4 separate regions of the Homo sapiens genome follow, and all the other regions are linked to region 3. A link is a contact called in ENCODE Hi-C or POLR2A ChIA-PET data. All regions are on one chromosome and are shown on one strand. The core of a region is the stretch at or near the end of the contact, and the rest is flanking DNA. Distances in the headings are between cores, read along the strand shown. Region 1 holds the start of RBKS (ribokinase). Region 2 holds the start of GTF3C2 (general transcription factor IIIC subunit 2). Region 3 holds the start of WDR43 (WD repeat domain 43). Region 4 holds the start of SUPT7L (SPT7 like, STAGA complex subunit gamma).

Region 1 (4,308 bases), core at 653-3,152, 1.0 Mb after region 3:
CATTTCCCCAACTCTGTTCCCTGAGAACAATAATTGTTCCCATTTGACAAGTGGAAGCTAAAGAAACTTGACAAATAGAAAATTAAAGCTCAGCAAAATAAAATAACTTGTTGAATGTTGGAAGCTGGAGGATCAGAATCCAAATCCGGATTCTCCAAGTCCACTATACCCATCTTTCTCTCAAATAAACATTGATAACTTCTATCACCAAAGAGAAAAGCATCAAGGTGATTTTGTAAAGCGTATATCTTATAAAATGTGAACAGACAAAAAGTAAAAATTTAAACAAATGATTGCTTTACCACTAAAAACAAACTGGACTATTGCTGACCTACTGCTGAACCTGGTCTGAGTGATTCACTAGTCAAATGTTAAAGGGAACAGCCTTGCTCTAGAAGCCAAACCATACTAAGTGACAACAATACATTCTAATTCAGCAACGGTCGTGACTTTAGGATGACACCTGAGGGAATGAATTCTATTTCCAGGGCAGCCATAATACTATGTTTTAACAGTGCAAGGTTTCACGCAGTATTAAAATCTATTTCAACCATGAGGAGGTGTGACTTCTCTAAAAAAAAAGGGCGGGGGGTGGGGAGTGGAACACAATGACTCCAAAATCAGAAGTCACTTAGCCAAAAACACTGGTCCTTTGGTGCAGTGAACCGGGTACATGGACAGGGAGTCACCACCGGTAGTAACTCTTACGCATGGCAGCACTATAATACACCCCAGATATACAAATATTTACGGTGGTCAGAGTCCCCTGAATACTACTACTGCAATTTGTATTTCCTGATTTTGACGTATTGCAAAAGGAAAATGCAAAATTACAATTTTTGCAAGGGTCTGCTACCCCAAAATAAAGTTACAAAAGGTCCTTTGATGAGAGGCCTGGGGATTACAAAGACGTCTAAAGCACCATCCAGGTTCTTGCAATTAAAATGAGATGACAAACACGGAAACATGTGCCCTGCTGACGTCATGGAACGGAAAGGGGTGGCATCCTGCTGCGTCACGTCGACGTCATACAGCGCACGAGGGAAGTTACACTGGGGAAGCAATTTCCCCCAAGGGGCAACATTCGAGAAAAACAAGTTAGCTCAGACCCGAAGAATGACCACCCCACTCTAGGGGACGTCTTAAAAAGGGACACTCTCCCCTCTTCCAAACTGTATGATTCCCCTCATCAGGCAACAAGGAACTAATACTCGGGGTTTACAGGAACCAGGGGATGGGCCAGATATGGAGAAAGAGACGCCTCTGGCCTTGGGGGCTCGTTCTTGAGGGAATCAGCGTGATGGGGATGAGAAGGGCATCTTTGGAACGGGGGCCTTCTCCATAGGAAGAGGAGGCGAGTCCCCTGGCCATATTTAAACCACAGTTCTCCACGCCACCTGTGCGACTCGGGATCCAACCTCCCCGCACCAGCCCCAGTCCAGGTACCTGGAACTTAGTCCGATCGGTAACCGGCGACTACGTGGGGTACAGGTACCCGAGCGCGCCCCCGACAGACGCACCGACCTGCGCGCGCGCCGCGGGCAGGATGCGTGCGCACTCCCCGGACGTCCCGCCCCGCCCCCTCTGCGGCCCCGAAGCTGGGCGGCGTGCGCGCCCCCGCGCCGCGCCGAGCCGGGCGCTCGGAAAGGCGTCCCCGCGGTGCCTGACAGTTCCTTCCTCAGCGCCTGCCCCGTGAGTGACGAGGAGCGCGGAGTCTCGCCATATCAGGAGGGCCCTGTTACGTGAGGCTGTGCACCGAGACTATTCCAGGAAGAAGAGGGGACACTTGGTGGGCGGGGTGATTTCGGGCAGTCAGGTGGGCGACCCGCGTAGGCGTCTGAAAGGCCCGCGTCGTTAGGGAGGGCAGGAGTGGCGTCTCTGGTTACGGGGTCGGGCAAAGGGCAGAGGTCACCGTCCAGGTTGGACAGCAGCACCTTTGAGCGATGGCGGCGTCTGGGGAACCCCAGAGGCAGTGGCAAGAGGAGGTGGCGGCGGTGGTAGTGGTGGGCTCCTGCATGACCGACCTGGTCAGGTTAGTCCGGGGCCAGTTACTCAGTCTGCGGCTCGGGGGAGGAGGCGTGCCGTGCGCTATGCGCCCAGTGGAGCTTTTGGGCGCTGGGTCTCCAGGGATAGACAGTGCTAGCTTTGGGTATGAGCTGCAGGTTTTCGAAGCCTTCAGCCTACCTTCCTGGCATGAAAGAACTTGAGTATATAAAGGTAAATCTCAGGGGAGGGGACGTAATAGGCCAGGGTTTAGTGAAAGCTCTAATATTACTCAAAGCGCTCCCCAAAGACCTGCCCTCCAAAGACTTGCGCCCCCAAAGACCTTTCTTGGCCCGGCTGCTGAGCCTTTCCCCAAACGAGCCAGGGAACTTTGCCCACGTCATTTTACCTCCGAGAATGTGCCTACCTCACAGGGTTGTTGTGAGGACTAAATGAAGTAAAGTGTTTTGTCAAGCGTAACATTATCCAAATTGGGTATTATTCGTCTGAGCTTATTGTATAAAATAATGAGTTGAGCAGAAATCAAAAAGACTGTCACCTTTCACCATGTTGATTGTCGGCATTACTGCAGTATTTTATATTTACAGCGTATTTTTCAGCAAGCCAAGTATGAATCAAAATAAAAACATAAACACAGTATTTACAACCTCTGAAAACGATGATCAAATTATGATAGAAAATATGCCAAATGAAAATTGTTGAGTTAGGTCAGTAAGATTGAGTAGACAGATCCTTCTGATTTTTCTTTTTTTTAAATTAAGGTAGCTTTTCTGATTACAAAAGTAATGTATGTTCACTGTAAAATTAGTAATAAATTCAGATATTCCAAGAAAATCCTACCACTCCAATTACTGCAGTTCAGTCTTTTGATGAATATCTTTTCAGTTGTAATGCTACTTTGTGTTATAAAAATGATCAGGTATGCTACAGTAACACCTCATTCGTCCTGAAATGTTGCTTTTCCAAAGGGTAATAGAGAACGTGGAACTAAACAAAAAGGCTTTGGGACAATCAAAATAAGTCACCAAATTGCTGCACCAAACCACCTGTATTCTACTCAGAAAATAGGTCTAGGGTCTTCATGTAACCAATTTAACCTTACCTTAAAATATTTATAAGCTGTGTTACCAAATTTCCACTGAGATTAGAAAGGTGGGAGTTAGAGAAGAGACTGCTAGAGGCAGTTATAGTGACTGACGAAAACTTGAGGATGAGTAGGAGACTGTGTAACGAGAAGAAGCAACAAAAGAATTTTAAATACCAATGACCTTTATTTTTCCACAAATATTAGAACTATTCTGTCAGACACTGTGCCAAGATAAAAATACTTTCCTTTGGTGACAGAGCATAAAATTGAATCTAGTTGGAGACATTTGTTGAAGAGGCCTGTACATCTTTTTCTAGAGCAAGAGTAAGTAAACTTTTCTGTAAAGGGCCAGATAGTAAATATTTTAGGCTTTGCAAGCCGTATGTGGTCAAGGTCACATTTTTTTTTAACAACATTTTTTAAATGTAAAAACCATTCTTACCTCCCAAGCCTTACAAGAACATCCTGCAGGCCATAGTTTGCAGACATCTGTGTAGAAAGAACATTACTGTGTTTACAACACAATATAGCAATTGATTTTACTGGTGATGACTCTTTTCAAGAAAAGGTTATATGGTACTTACTAAATTTTGTATAAAAATAGAGCATGTATTTCACTTTAGAAAAAGTTTCATCAAAAATTCATAAAGTTGAGTTACATAAAGGAATAAACCTTCATCTAAAATGATTCATTCCATGGGAAATCCACCAAGCTAAATGTTTACCATGATTTTATGTGTGAAGTGGCAGAAGAGTAAGAAAACTAAAGTGGACCGGGCGCAGTGGCTCATACCTGTAATCCCAGCACTTTGGGAGGCCAAGGTGGGCAGATCACCTGAGTGAGGAGTTTCAGACCAGCCCAGCGAACATGGTGAAACCCCATCTCTACTAAAAATACAAAAATTAGCTGGGCATGGTAGCTGGCGCCTGTGATTCCAGCTACTCAGGAGGCTGAGGCAGGAGAATTGCTTGAACCTGGGAGGTGGAGGTAGCAGTGAGCTGAGATCGCGCCATTGCACTCCAGCTTGGGTGACAAGAGCAAAACTCCATCTCAAAAAAAAAAAGAAAAGAAAAGAAAATTTTCTCATACATCCTACCTGAATAAAAGTGTCAGGGTTAAAATTCAGAGCTACTTCCTTGTTACCAAACTGAGAGCTTTCTGTGAAGCTTGACCATCAGATACTAAAAATAACTATAGTACTTTGTGGGGTGGGGTA
Region 2 (3,876 bases), core at 1,087-3,586, 1.5 Mb after region 3:
AGCCGAGATCACGCCACTGCACTCCAGCCTGGGCACCATTGAGCACTGAGTGAACGAGACTCCGTCTGCAATCCCGGCACCTCGGGAGGCCGAGGCTGGCGGATCACTCGCGGTTAGGGGCTGGAGACCGGCCCGGCCAACACAGCGAAACCCCGTCTCCACCAAAACCAGTCAGGCGTGGCAGCGCGTGCCTGCAATCGCAGGCACTCGGCAGGCTGAGGCAGGAGAATCAGGCAGGGAGGTTGCAGTGAGCCGAGATGGCAGCAGTACAGTCCAGCTTCGGCTCCACATGAGAGGGAGACCATGGAAAGAGAGGGAGACCGTGGGTAGAGGTAGAGGTAGAGAGGTAGAGAGGTAGAGAGGTGGAGGTAGAGGTAGAGCAGTTTAATGGTCACTACTTTCAATGGTGTAGGATGAGTAGCTGATATTTTGGCTTTTACTTTTTTTAAAAGATCATTATCAATACATGGATTTCTATATTTTGAACATACTACTTAATCATCAAAATTAAGCAGAGGATCAACAGGGTTGCTTTATGCTTTAGAAAGATAACCGGGCCAGGCATGGCAACTCACACCTGTAATCCCAGCACTTTGGGAGGCATAGGCAGGAGGATCGCTTGCGCTCAGTAGTGTGAGACCTGCCTGGGCAATATAGCAAGACCTCATCTCTATTAAACAACAACAACAAAAAAACCTGGAAGTGGTGGTATACACCTGCCACACACCCCAACTATTCAGGAGGCTGAGGTGGCAGGTTGAGGCTGCAGTGAGCCGTGATTGCACCACTGTCCTCCAGCCTGGGTGACAGAGCAAGACCCTGTCTCAAAACAAACAAACAAACAAACAAACACCTAGTAGAAATTAGAGGCAGAGAAGTAGATCAGTGAAAAGATTGGTTATAAATCAAAATTACAAATGCACCTAAAACTTTGGTTCACAATTCCACTTCTAGAAATTATCCTACCCATATAGTTACACATTTGAAGTAATTTAGATGCAAGGTTACTTATAGCAGTGTGATTTATAATAGCAAGGGACCATTGTTTATAACAGCAAAACCATGTAAATATGCATCAATATCAACAAGGCACTAGTTATACCACATCCACCCAATTAAATGCTAACTAGTTATAGCACAGAATGAGAAAGGTTTTTGTGTACAGAAATGGAATAATGGCCAAACTCAGTGACTTACACCTGTGATCGCAGCACTATGGGAGGCTGAGGCAAGAGGATCACTTCAGGTCAGGTGTTCAAGACCAGCCTGGTCAACATAACGAGACCCCATCTCTAGAAAAAATTAAAAAATTAGGCCGGGCGCGGTGGCTCATGCCTGTAATCCCAGCACTTTGGGAGGCTGAGGCAGGCGTATCACAAGGTCAGGAGTTCGAGACCAGCCTGGCCAACATAGTGAAACCCCTTCTCTACTAAAAAGACAAAAATTATCCGGGCTTGGTGGCGGGCGCCTGTAATCTCAGCTACTCGGGAGGCTGAGGCAGGACAATTGCTTGAACCCGGGAGGCGGAGTTTGCAGTGAGCCGAGATCGCGCCACTGCACTCCAGCCTGGGGACAGAGCAAGACTCCATCTCAGGAAAAAATAAAAATAAAAATAAAAACGGGGTCTCACTATGTTGCCCAGGCTGGTATCGAATTCCTGGGCTCAAGTGATCCTCCCCCGCCTTGGCCTCCCAAAGTGCTGGGATTACAGACAGGAGCTACCATACCCAGCCAAAGTCATGCTTTTCTACTCCTACTCCTTCCCTTCCTTGTCCTCTTTCCAAGCTCTCTCGGGCCCATCCCTGACTTCACTACTGGCAGAATCCTCCAGCGGCCGGCGGCGAGGACTTCTTTGTCTCCCAGACTCCGCCTTGGGCTCGGACGCCGCCAGGGTTGCAGGTACAGACTCTCTGGTCTAGCTGGCTCTTCCGGCCACAGGCGCGGCAGTCCGGCCGGAAAGGCCGGATTCAGGGATCCAGAGCGCGAGCCCGGCCTGGGAGTCCGCCTACTCCCGGCTCCCGTCGAGGCCGCGTGGGATCCCGTTGGCCGCGCAGGCGTCGATCTCCCCTTTTTGACACTGCAACTCCCATGAGGCCCTGCAGCGTCCCTGGCGCCGCTGAAGACGCCCTGGAACTCGGCTGGCTTCGGAGGGCTCGGTGACTCTGGCCGCGCTGCATTATGGAATACAGAGTCTAAGAGAAAACTAGCCCGGCACCGACTCCGGACCAAGCACACGTGTTTACCTTGTGCACTGGGGTGGGGGCGTCAGTGAAGAGCAGCTAACAAGATTTCGTCATAAGACCGCGACCAGACAGGCGGCGCCATCTTCGAACTTAGACTTCCGGAAGGACTTTGGCGAGGGTGAGTGTATCGCCGCAGCGGGTGTGTGGGGGGCCCCACAATTACTCCTCCCCCTTCTTTTGCCATAGCACTAAGATATTGGGAACAAACTCCTGGCTCCGCTCTTCTCCCAGCCACAGCAGCGCGCCTTTCAGCGTCTGCGCTCCTACAGAGCACCATCATGCTCCGCACCTTCCCTACTGTGGCCACCGTGCACCCCCCATCTCTGCAAGCCTCGGGTCTTGCCCTCCTCCCCCACGCGGTGTCGGTAACGCGGAAGCCTGTGTCCGGGCGTAGGCGCTGCATACGTAGCGTCCCTCGAACTCGGCGAACCTACAGTAGTCCTTGTTAGAAAAACCAGGGCTCCTCTCCCGCACAGGCTAGGGGAGAAATCTACCTTCACGCCCAGGACTGAAGAAGGGCAGGTGATGGCCCCTAGAGTGGTTGTGGGTCAATCTCTTTCAGCTGTGTCCCAGCCTCTTCCTCGAGGAGGCTCTTTAACCCCGAGGGTTGTGCCCCGCGCGCTGCAACGCCATTGGCGTAACCAAGGGCCAGTTGTGTTTCCCTGTCTAGTCCTTTTGTCCCGTGGCAAGTTGGCTGCCTGTTGGGGAAGTCAGAGGTGGCGACTTCAACTCCGTCGGAGGCAACTCACTTTGTTGGAGGGATGTATAGGGTATGGACAAACCTCTTTGTTCCAGAGGCATATACAATTTTAAGTCAATCCCGTGCCATCACTATTTTTGCAATCTCTTATCAATTGTACTATTGTTTTCTGAATAGTTCTCTTTAAATTGACTTACTTAAAAAGTTTAAATGCATTAGTCTCGACCTAAGCAATATAAATGAAACCGTGGGTTTCATGGGCTACTTATAATTGTTTATGTAAGTTGAAATAAAAGCACTAGTCATTAAAATGTTCGTTTTCGTACCATTAAAATCATCTTGCATACCGCCAGTTGTACCCTAGGAACACTTTAGGAAACAATATATTAAGCTAAGCAGTGTATTCAAAGTAATTTCATACTTAAGGTGCAGTGTTGTGTCATTATTTTTTCTTGGCTGGGGAGGTCAAGCTGGCATCCTGGAGCAGCATGGGAACCAGACAGATTGGGGTGCAATGGAAGGTTTTAGAAACTCAGTACGAATTTACTGATCATCTATTCCTTTACTGTGTATCCAGAATTTGTACCATTACATCCTGCTGCTGCCTTCCATGAGAAGTGTATTTTTTTTTTTTTTGATACGGAGTTTTGTTCTTGTTGCCCAGGCTGGAGTGCAGTGGCGTGATCTCGGCTCACTGCAACCTCCGCCTCCCGGGTTCAAGCGATTCTCCTGCCTCAGCCTCCTGAGTAGCTGGAATTACAGGCGCGTGCCACCATGCCCGGCTACTTTTGTATTTTTAGTAGAGACGGGGTTTTACCATGTTGGTCAGGCTGGTCTCGAACTTGTGACCTCGTTATCCGCCCACCTCGGCCTCCTAAAGTGCTGGGATTACAGGCGTGAGCCACCGTGCCCGGCCAGGCAAATTATATGTAC
Region 3 (3,764 bases), core at 219-2,718:
GAGCGCTGTAATTTTAACAATAAAAACTGATTTTTTTTTTAGTTTTATGTTTGACTTATAAGCCCTGATAGGTTTATTTTATGAATCAACAGGATAAACTATGAAAATGTAGCTTAAAATTTGAAAAATATCTAAACATGCCCAAAGTATAGCAACTTATATGTATCCCTTTTCCCAACCCAAAAATTTAGCAGGCTTCCCAGGTCGTCAGAGAGAGTAAGATCCTAAATAGCTTTTACAGTTCTCCACATTGAAACAGCTCACATCACACACCTCAGGATACCTGATGTTTCCAAATCACTTTGCAGTGATTCGGTTTGGCTACTCTGTAAACGCAATAACCACGTGCATGCTGAGTTAGAGAGATGTAGCTGAGTGACTCAACAGTGAAAGGCATTTACCTGACACGGGTCCCTAACAATGAAAAGCTCTGCCTAACTCGGCAGTTTTCCATCTAAGGGTAATTTCATCTGCACTCATAAAACATTCACTAAATCAAGCTACTACTTCACTTAACCTCCACATCCTAATACAGACTTCAGATTGGGGTGGGTGGGGAGCAGTGTGATCGGCTTGAAAGCGGGGCGGGAGGGGCGAGCAGATGTTAAAATCAAAAAGCAGTGAGTTCAAAAAGCTGAGAATGTAGAGGTGCCTGGGAAAGGCAAAAGTTAAGAGTTGAGAGTCCCACAACCTGGACGGGGACGAGAACACGTGGTGAGCCGGCACCCAAAGGGGGGGCAGGAGGGGGAAGGTCCGGAAGCAAGTACAGACTAGTCCATACCAACTGCCCAGTGCAAAACTGATGAGCCGGATCACAGACAGAGGAAAGTTAGATAGTCCCAAGATGGGGCTCTGTCAAAAACCAGAACTCTGATGAGCCAAGGCCCGGCAGAAGGAAGCCGCCCCAGGGGGACCAGGGGACTTGGCGAACATGGCTGCCCGTCAACAGTGGGGCCCAGGCCTCATTGGGCCAGCCGGCAGGGCTCGGATACGAGGCCGGCCGGGTCGAGCTGCGCCCTCCCTCACTGCCCTCGCGGCAGGCCGCACGCGGGGCTGGCGGCTTGGGCCCTGAACGCGCCGACGCCGCCTCCAAGCCTTCTGGCCCGGGCCGCTGAGAGCCACGCGCGATGCCGGACCACGCGCCACCCGGCCCGGAGGCCCGAAGCCGAGCCCGGGAAGGCGCCCGCCCCGCGCAGTCCCGCTCGCTTTACCTTGGCCTGCAGCCGCGCTGGCGCCCAGGCCAGACAGGTGCAGGTACCACTGAGGTGCGCGGAAGGCACGTACTCCTGGTGCAGCCGGTTGTTGGCCGTCTCCCATACTCGTAAGTGACCGTCGGTAGAGGCCAAAGCGAAGTAGGCCTGGCTGTGCGGGGAGAAGGCGCAAGGGACCCCAGCAGGGGCCAGGGGGTCGCAGCTACCGCCGCCGCCCGCCGCCATTGCTGCTCTGGCCCCGCTGCAGCCACGTGTTCGTCCGTGCGCAGGCGCACCGGCGCGGGGCGGAGCCTGGAGGAGGAAGTGAGGCGGAGGGAGCGCCGGGGGCTCAGGGAGTGGATCTTCGCGTCGCAGGAGAGCTTCTGGCGGATCCGCCCTGTGGACGGTGGCCCGCTAGGGCCTGTCGCTATCTTGTTCTGGGCGGGAGTGGGAGTATGGGAGAAAGTAATTGTAGAATTAAGATCAAGTCCTGTTCCTTTAAAAAAAAAAAAAAAGGGGGGGGGCCGGGCGCGGTGGCTCACGCCTGTAATCACAGCACTTTGGGAGGCCGAAGTGGGCGGATCCCCTGAGGTCGGAGTTCGAGACCAGCCTGACCAACATGTAGAAACCCCCGTCTCTACTAAAAATAAAAAAATTAGCCGTGGGCTGGGCGCGGTGGCTCACGCCTGTAATCCTAGCACTTTGGGAGGCCGAGGCGGGTGGATCATAAGGTCAGGAGTTCAAGACCAGCCTGGCCAAGATGATGAAACCTCGTCTCTACTAAAAATACAAAAAAATTAGCCGGGCTTGGTGGTTGGCACCTGTATGTAATCCCAGCCACTCGGGAGGCTGAGGCAGAGAATTGGTTGAACCCGGGAGGCGGAGATTGCAGTGAGCCGAGATCGCGCCCCTGCACTCCAGCCTGGGCGACAGAGCGAGACTCGTCTCAAAAAAAAAAAAAAAAAAAAAAAAAAAAAAAAAATAGCCAGGCGTGTGGCGCACGCCTGTAATCCCAGCTACTCGAGAGGCTGAGGCAGGAGAATCGCTTGAACTCGGGAGATGGAGGTTGCTGTGAGCCGAGATCGCGCCATTATACTCCGGGCAACAAGAGTGAAACTCCGTCTTAAAAAAATAAATAATAAATAAATAACAATTTTTTAAAACTTTAAAGAAAATGATAAGGTAGAACGAAAGGTTTGAAGGAAATCTTCAGCCGAGCGCGGTGGCTTACACCTATAATCCCACTTTGGGAGGCCGAGGCGGGCAGATCGCCCGAGGTCAGAGTTCGAGACCAAGCTAGGCAAAATGGCGAAACCTTGTCTCTACTAAAAATACTAAAATTAGCCGGGTGTGGTGGTGTGTGCCTGTAGTCCCAGCTACTCGGGAGACTGAGGCAGGAGACTCCTTGAACCCGGGAGGTGGAGGTTGCAGTGAGCCGAAATCGCCACGCCACTGCACTCCAGTCTAGGTGACAGAGCGAGACTGTCTCAAAAAAAAAGAGAGAGAAAAGAAGTCTTCACTTTCAAATTGATAATGATTGTAACAACTGCTTCCGTTTCCCCCTATTCAATTCCAGGCTGTAATCATTTACAAAATAACAATGTATTCAGTTATAATAATGTAAAAGTAATGATCGGAACAACTATTCCCTCCTGTTTCTCCAGATTTATCTCATGTTGCTACATCAAATAGACATTTTTAGGCACACGCCCATAGTCTGGAGGCTGAGGGAGGAGGATGGCTTGAGCCCACGAGGTCGAGGCTACAGTGAGCTATGACTGCTCCACTGCACTCTACCCTGGGTGACATAGTGAGATCCTGTATCCAAAAAATAAAGGGTAGATTTTTATATTTCTCCTAAATATTCACCAAATCAATGCATTCTAATTCAAGGAATGCTAGGTACTGTTCAGCCCACACAGAGCCTATTGCCTGCCAGGAAAGATAAAAACCACTCTCATGGCCATGGGAAGGCTCAAGCTTTTACAGCTACGGAGCAGCATGGTAAGATTTGCATTTTATTGTTTTCTTGTTTGTTTTTGTGTTTTGAGACAGAGTCTCACTCTGCCCAGACTGGAGTGCAGTGGCACAATCTCAGCTCACTGCAACCTCCACCTTCCGGTTCAAGTGATTCTCCTGCCTCAGCCTCCCAAGTAGCTGGGATTACAGGCGTGTGCCACCACGCCTGGCTAGTTTTTGTATTTTTATTAGAGATGGGGTTTCACCATGTTGGCCAGGCTTGTCTGGAACTCCTGACCTTAAGTAATCTGCCCGCCTCAGCTTCCCAAAGTTCTGGGATTATAGGCGTGAACCACTGTGCCTGACCAATATTTGCATTTTAGAAAGATTACATGGAGACAGTGTAATGAATGTATTAGAAGGAAGCTAGGTTGGAGGCTCGAAACCCCAGGTGGAGATGATGGTGAGTGGCTTGGAGAAATAGCGATGCAAGGAAGTTTCAAGAGTGTTTATTATGTACAATGAGCCGGATTTCAAGTGGCCAAGGGAGAGATAGAGAAACGGCCAAGGATTACTCATTGAGCTTTTACAGGGAGAGACTGGTTGGTGACCCAA
Region 4 (3,859 bases), core at 1,244-3,743, 1.2 Mb after region 3:
CATTCTTTTTTTCAGACTAAGTCTTTGAAATTCAGTGTGTATTTTGCATTTACAGCACACATCAATTGCAACTAGCCACACTGCAAGTGCTCAGTAACCACATGTGGCTAGTGGCTACCATATCAGACAACACAGGTCTAAGTCCCCAGTGACTGTTCTCTCTTCTCCAAACTTTCACTCTAGCATACTTATGGTTTCTAGCTTTTGTTTGGCACTTAGCACAAGTAATTTCATAATTTTTCCTATCTTCCCAACTATATATTAATGCCATCTTCTACCTTTTTATACTCCCATCTCCTGAATATCCATTTTCTAAAATATCTGGTGTTAAAGAAAGTTTATTATTTTGGCTAAGGGACCAGCTTTATCTGATTAGATATTCCACATTTCAGGATATCTTCACAAAGTACAAAAAATTCAAGAGAATATCCTATATTGAATAACATCCCATTTATTTGATTGAATAGAGTTCCATCCCCTCCAATGATAATCACATAGCACAAGGTCAGTACTTAATAAATATAAAATTTTAGAATTGTAAAAATAATAATTTTATGCTTAGGACAAGTTTTGAACAAGAGAGTGCATTAAAAATAAATTTTTAAAAAATCCAAAGTGCCTATAAGTCAATTTCTTTACAACAGTAAAGTCAGTGAATCTCTCTGGGTTTTGGTTACCTCATGTGCAAATTGTGTTTGCCCTATCTATCTCAAGGAGCCATGAAAAGCTGTATGATTTAAAAAAACATTTAAGGGTACCACTTGTAATGAACTTAAAATATTAACCTCCGGCAGCAATTTTAATTTCTTACCCATTCCCCAGGTGCAACCCATCTCATCATCTTGGCTACCAGCATTTATCTTCCTTTCAGAGGTATCCATTTCCTCTTCTTCATCTGAGTCTTCTCCTAGCATCTTCTTCTCCAACAATATTTGCTGCTGCTTGCGCAATTCCTTCAACTGTGTTACTGTTAACTCGGATTCTGCCTCTCGGTCTTCCTCTGGTCCCTGATGAACCAAGGAAAAAAAGGTTATTTATTTATTTAGAGACAGGGTCTTGCTCTGTCGCCTAGGCTGGACTGGAGTGCAGTGGCTGTAATACACCTCACTGCAGCCTTGACCTCCTGGGCTCAGGTGATCCTCCCACCTCAGCCTCCTGAGCAGCTGGGACCATGATGCCTGGCTAATTTTTTTTTTTTTTTTTAAGAGACAGGGTCTTGCCATGTTGCCCAGCCTCCTCTCAAACTCCTGGGCTAAAGCGATCCTCCCGCCTGGGCCTCCCAAAGTGTTGGGATTACAGGCGCGAGCCACCGCGCCTGGCCAAACAAGTTATTTTAGAGTTCGGGATTGTGAACATGACTTTCAGAAATATAGCAATGTGTACAGCCGTCTGAAGATGATAGGCCAGACTTGATTCCTTCACTTTCGTAATCGCTGAGTGGGAGATTCTTCTTCCTCATCCAAAGCTTAAGAAGCACAAGAACGCAGTCCAATGAACCCGAAATTTCAATTCTAGGTTTTTCTACCTACCTGCAGGATAAAGAGCCGGGTGCTGCCTCCAAAGCGAACAACATGCCCAACGTGGACTCGACAGTAGGTGCGAGGTGGGATGCGAGTTTTGTTGAGAAAAGTGCCATGGGTGCTTCCCAGATCGTAGAGGTAGAAGCCCGGCCCGTTGCTGTCGCATTCTCCGTCAGGGCCGGACGCCCTGTGCTGCAGCACTGCGTGGTACCGAGACACCGAAGGGTGCTCCAGGCACACGTCGCAGCCAGACAGCCTCCCGAAAAGGCAGTAACTCGTCCCTTTCAAGCTACGGGTGCCAAGGATAGTGCCGCCCTTCAGGGTCTCTAAGCTGTAGGGGGCTGTGGCAGGGCCACCCCATGGAGGCTCTTGGTAGGGGGGAGCCCGGGCTGGACCGCCAGGGGAAGAAACCGCTGTCGGGGGGCGCGACTGCTCCTCCTGTAGACTCCTAAAATCACCGCAGTCCGGCTGAGGAGGAGGGATGTCGGGCTCCCCAGAATTGGAGTCCTGCAACGCAGTGGGCCCTTCCTTCTGTACCTCCTCAGGGTTTGAAGAACTGCTGGCCGGGGCCTTACTCCGCGCCGCTGGGGACACCGGCAGAGCTGGCTTCTTGAAGTCCCCACTGAGGTCTTGCGACGCCAGGGTCTCTGACTGAGAGAGAATGTCAGCCATCCTCAACCGGTGCAACTTCGAAATCCGCTCCTTCGAAACCCACCCTTCGGTCTTTACGTTCCTGTCCACGTCCCACTCTCCCAAGCTCCCAGTGGCGTCTGTAGGCGGCGATGGTGAAGTTGCTCCTTCACGACCTGGAGCGTTGCGAAGTGGTGCTAACATGAGAAGGTCATAATATGAGAAAAACAAAACGGTTATCGGGATGCTGTGCAGAACGGGGACATATTTAGAGGTTACAACGGGATCGTAATGACTTCCTGTTGCATAGCTTGATTGAGAAGAAGCGCTTCCGGCGGTCTTAGATCACTAATCAACAAACCAGCTTTCGGGGTCTGACGCGATCCTTGCCTCAGGCCTCTCGAGGTCCAGACAGCCGCCCAGCCCGCTCTGCGACGCAGCAGTGAATAGTGTGGTACCTCCTTGTCTCGGTTCAGGTCCAGACCTCCCCGTCTTCCGGCTGCCCTGAACGTCAGGCGACCTCAGGACCCTGTGATTGGCGCCTGCGCCGGCGGACCGTGACCGAGGAAACCCCTGGAGGGACTTGGGCATTCCTTGGGCTCCGTGCCTGTTCTTCGTGCTCCTTTCGGTAAAGTAAGGGAAGAGGGCGACTTTTTTGTTATTTCGTTCATTCATTTATTTTTTTTCTGAAATTATTAAGGCAGAATAGTTAAGTGGTTAAGAGAGCAGACTCTGGAGACTGTCGATTTTTGACCTCGCCATTTGTGACATTGGGCAAGACACTAGGCCTCAGCCCTCACTCTGAAAAATGGGGATAAGATTATTAGCCTCATAGGGTTGTTGGAAGAATTGAATCAAACAATAAAGGCCAGCCAGACCGGTGGCTCATGCCTGTAATCCCAACATTTTGGGAGGCTGAGGCGGGAGGATTGCTTGAGCCCAGGAGTTCCAGAGGAGGCTGGGCAACATGGCGAGACCCTGTCTCGCCAAAAAAAAAAAAAAAAAAGAAAAAATCCAGGTTTGATGGTGCGCGCCTGTAGTCCCAGCTACTCCAGAGGCTGAGGTGGGAGGATTGCTTGGTCCCAGGAGGTTGAGGCTGCAGTGAACCATGACTGCACCACTGCACTCCAGCCTGGGCTACAGAGTGAAACCCTGTCTCAAAAAAGAAACAAACAAAAAAGGTGAAGTCTGGCATATAGTAAACATTCAACAAATGCCAGATATTTCTGTGTGCCTGGCCCTGTAACAAGACCACAGCCATAAGAAATAGACGGGCAGAAAAAATCTATTGCGATAAGTACTAATTAAAATCCAAGGATAACTGCTGTGACATAGACTTGCAAAGCACTGTGAGAATAGAGAAAGGGAGATGCACTGGTGAAGTGACGGACGGTGGGGACTTATGCTGTACTTAAAAATGAATATGAGTCTGCCAGGGATGTGCAAGGTTGGCAGAGCATTTCTGGCAGAGTTCACAGCTGAAAGTGTCAATTGTGGAAATGTACAGCATTCTCAAGAAACTGAGTAGTATAATGTTGTTAGAACAAAGGTAGTCATTTCACCCAGGAAGCTCCTCCTTTGTGCTTCCAGTACCCCAGGTCCATATACCTCTAGAACAGTACTTACCATGTTTCATATTGAAATATTCTGCTTCTGTTTCTCTTCCTCACTTCAGGGCAAGGATCTCACATTATCAGTCTTTGACCGAC

Evidence for each region. Hi-C counts contacts between places; a loop is a spot of excess contacts on that map. ChIA-PET counts read pairs that join two places held with the same protein, here RNA polymerase II (POLR2A). Pooled maps may share reads with other maps.
Region 1: a map of B cell shows a loop between it and region 3 (36-fold over the local background). The contact joins the promoter of RBKS here to the promoter of WDR43 in region 3. A Hi-C loop is called at or near these places in 3 of 168 maps with a recorded cell type or tissue (B cell, CD8-positive, alpha-beta T cell and naive thymus-derived CD4-positive, alpha-beta T cell), 5 of 37 single-sample maps with no recorded cell type and 9 of 50 pooled maps. POLR2A ChIA-PET finds 5 or more read pairs at or near these places in 1 of 52 experiments (activated B cell).
Region 2: a pooled map shows a loop between it and region 3 (12-fold over the local background). The contact joins the promoter of GTF3C2 here to the promoter of WDR43 in region 3. A Hi-C loop is called at or near these places in 6 of 50 pooled maps.
Region 4: a loop to region 3 is called in a pooled map, with 7 times the contacts of the local background. The contact joins the promoter of SUPT7L here to the promoter of WDR43 in region 3. A Hi-C loop is called at or near these places in 5 of 50 pooled maps.

The regions. Positions count from the first base shown.
Region 1 is chr2:27,887,981-27,892,288 of GRCh38, reverse strand. RBKS (ribokinase) reads left to right here and starts at 1,902. Exons shown (of 8, transcript NM_022128.3): 1 at 1,902-2,032. The coding sequence starts at 1,944. It overlaps BABAM2 (BRISC and BRCA1 A complex member 2), which reads right to left and starts at 1,560. Exons shown (of 12, transcript NM_199191.3): 1 at 1,447-1,560. It overlaps BABAM2-AS1 (BABAM2 antisense RNA 1), which reads left to right and starts at 1,175. Exons shown (of 1, transcript NR_028308.1): 1 at 1,175-2,833. RefSeq lists a silencer at 1,435-1,714.
Region 2 is chr2:27,355,224-27,359,099 of GRCh38, reverse strand. It overlaps GTF3C2 (general transcription factor IIIC subunit 2), which reads left to right and starts at 2,336. Exons shown (of 19, transcript NM_001035521.3): 1 at 2,336-2,361. GTF3C2-AS2 (GTF3C2 antisense RNA 2) reads right to left here and starts at 2,335. Exons shown (of 4, transcript NR_183827.1): 1 at 2,244-2,335; 2 at 1,198-1,292; 3 at 1-215. RefSeq lists enhancers at 2,006-2,135, 1,715-2,328, 2,146-2,485, 2,536-2,815, 2,329-2,942.
Region 3 is chr2:28,892,371-28,896,134 of GRCh38, reverse strand. It overlaps WDR43 (WD repeat domain 43), which reads right to left and starts at 1,468. Exons shown (of 18, transcript NM_015131.3): 1 at 1,212-1,468. The coding sequence starts at 1,436. RefSeq lists enhancers at 79-700, 775-874, 701-1,324 and silencers at 975-1,094, 1,115-1,164, 1,205-1,264, 1,405-1,484.
Region 4 is chr2:27,662,248-27,666,106 of GRCh38, reverse strand. SUPT7L (SPT7 like, STAGA complex subunit gamma) reads left to right here and starts at 2,493. Exons shown (of 6, transcript NM_014860.3): 1 at 2,493-2,778; 2 at 3,826-3,859. SLC4A1AP (solute carrier family 4 member 1 adaptor protein) reads right to left here and starts at 2,218. Exons shown (of 14, transcript NM_018158.3): 1 at 1,530-2,218; 2 at 812-1,007. The coding sequence starts at 2,192.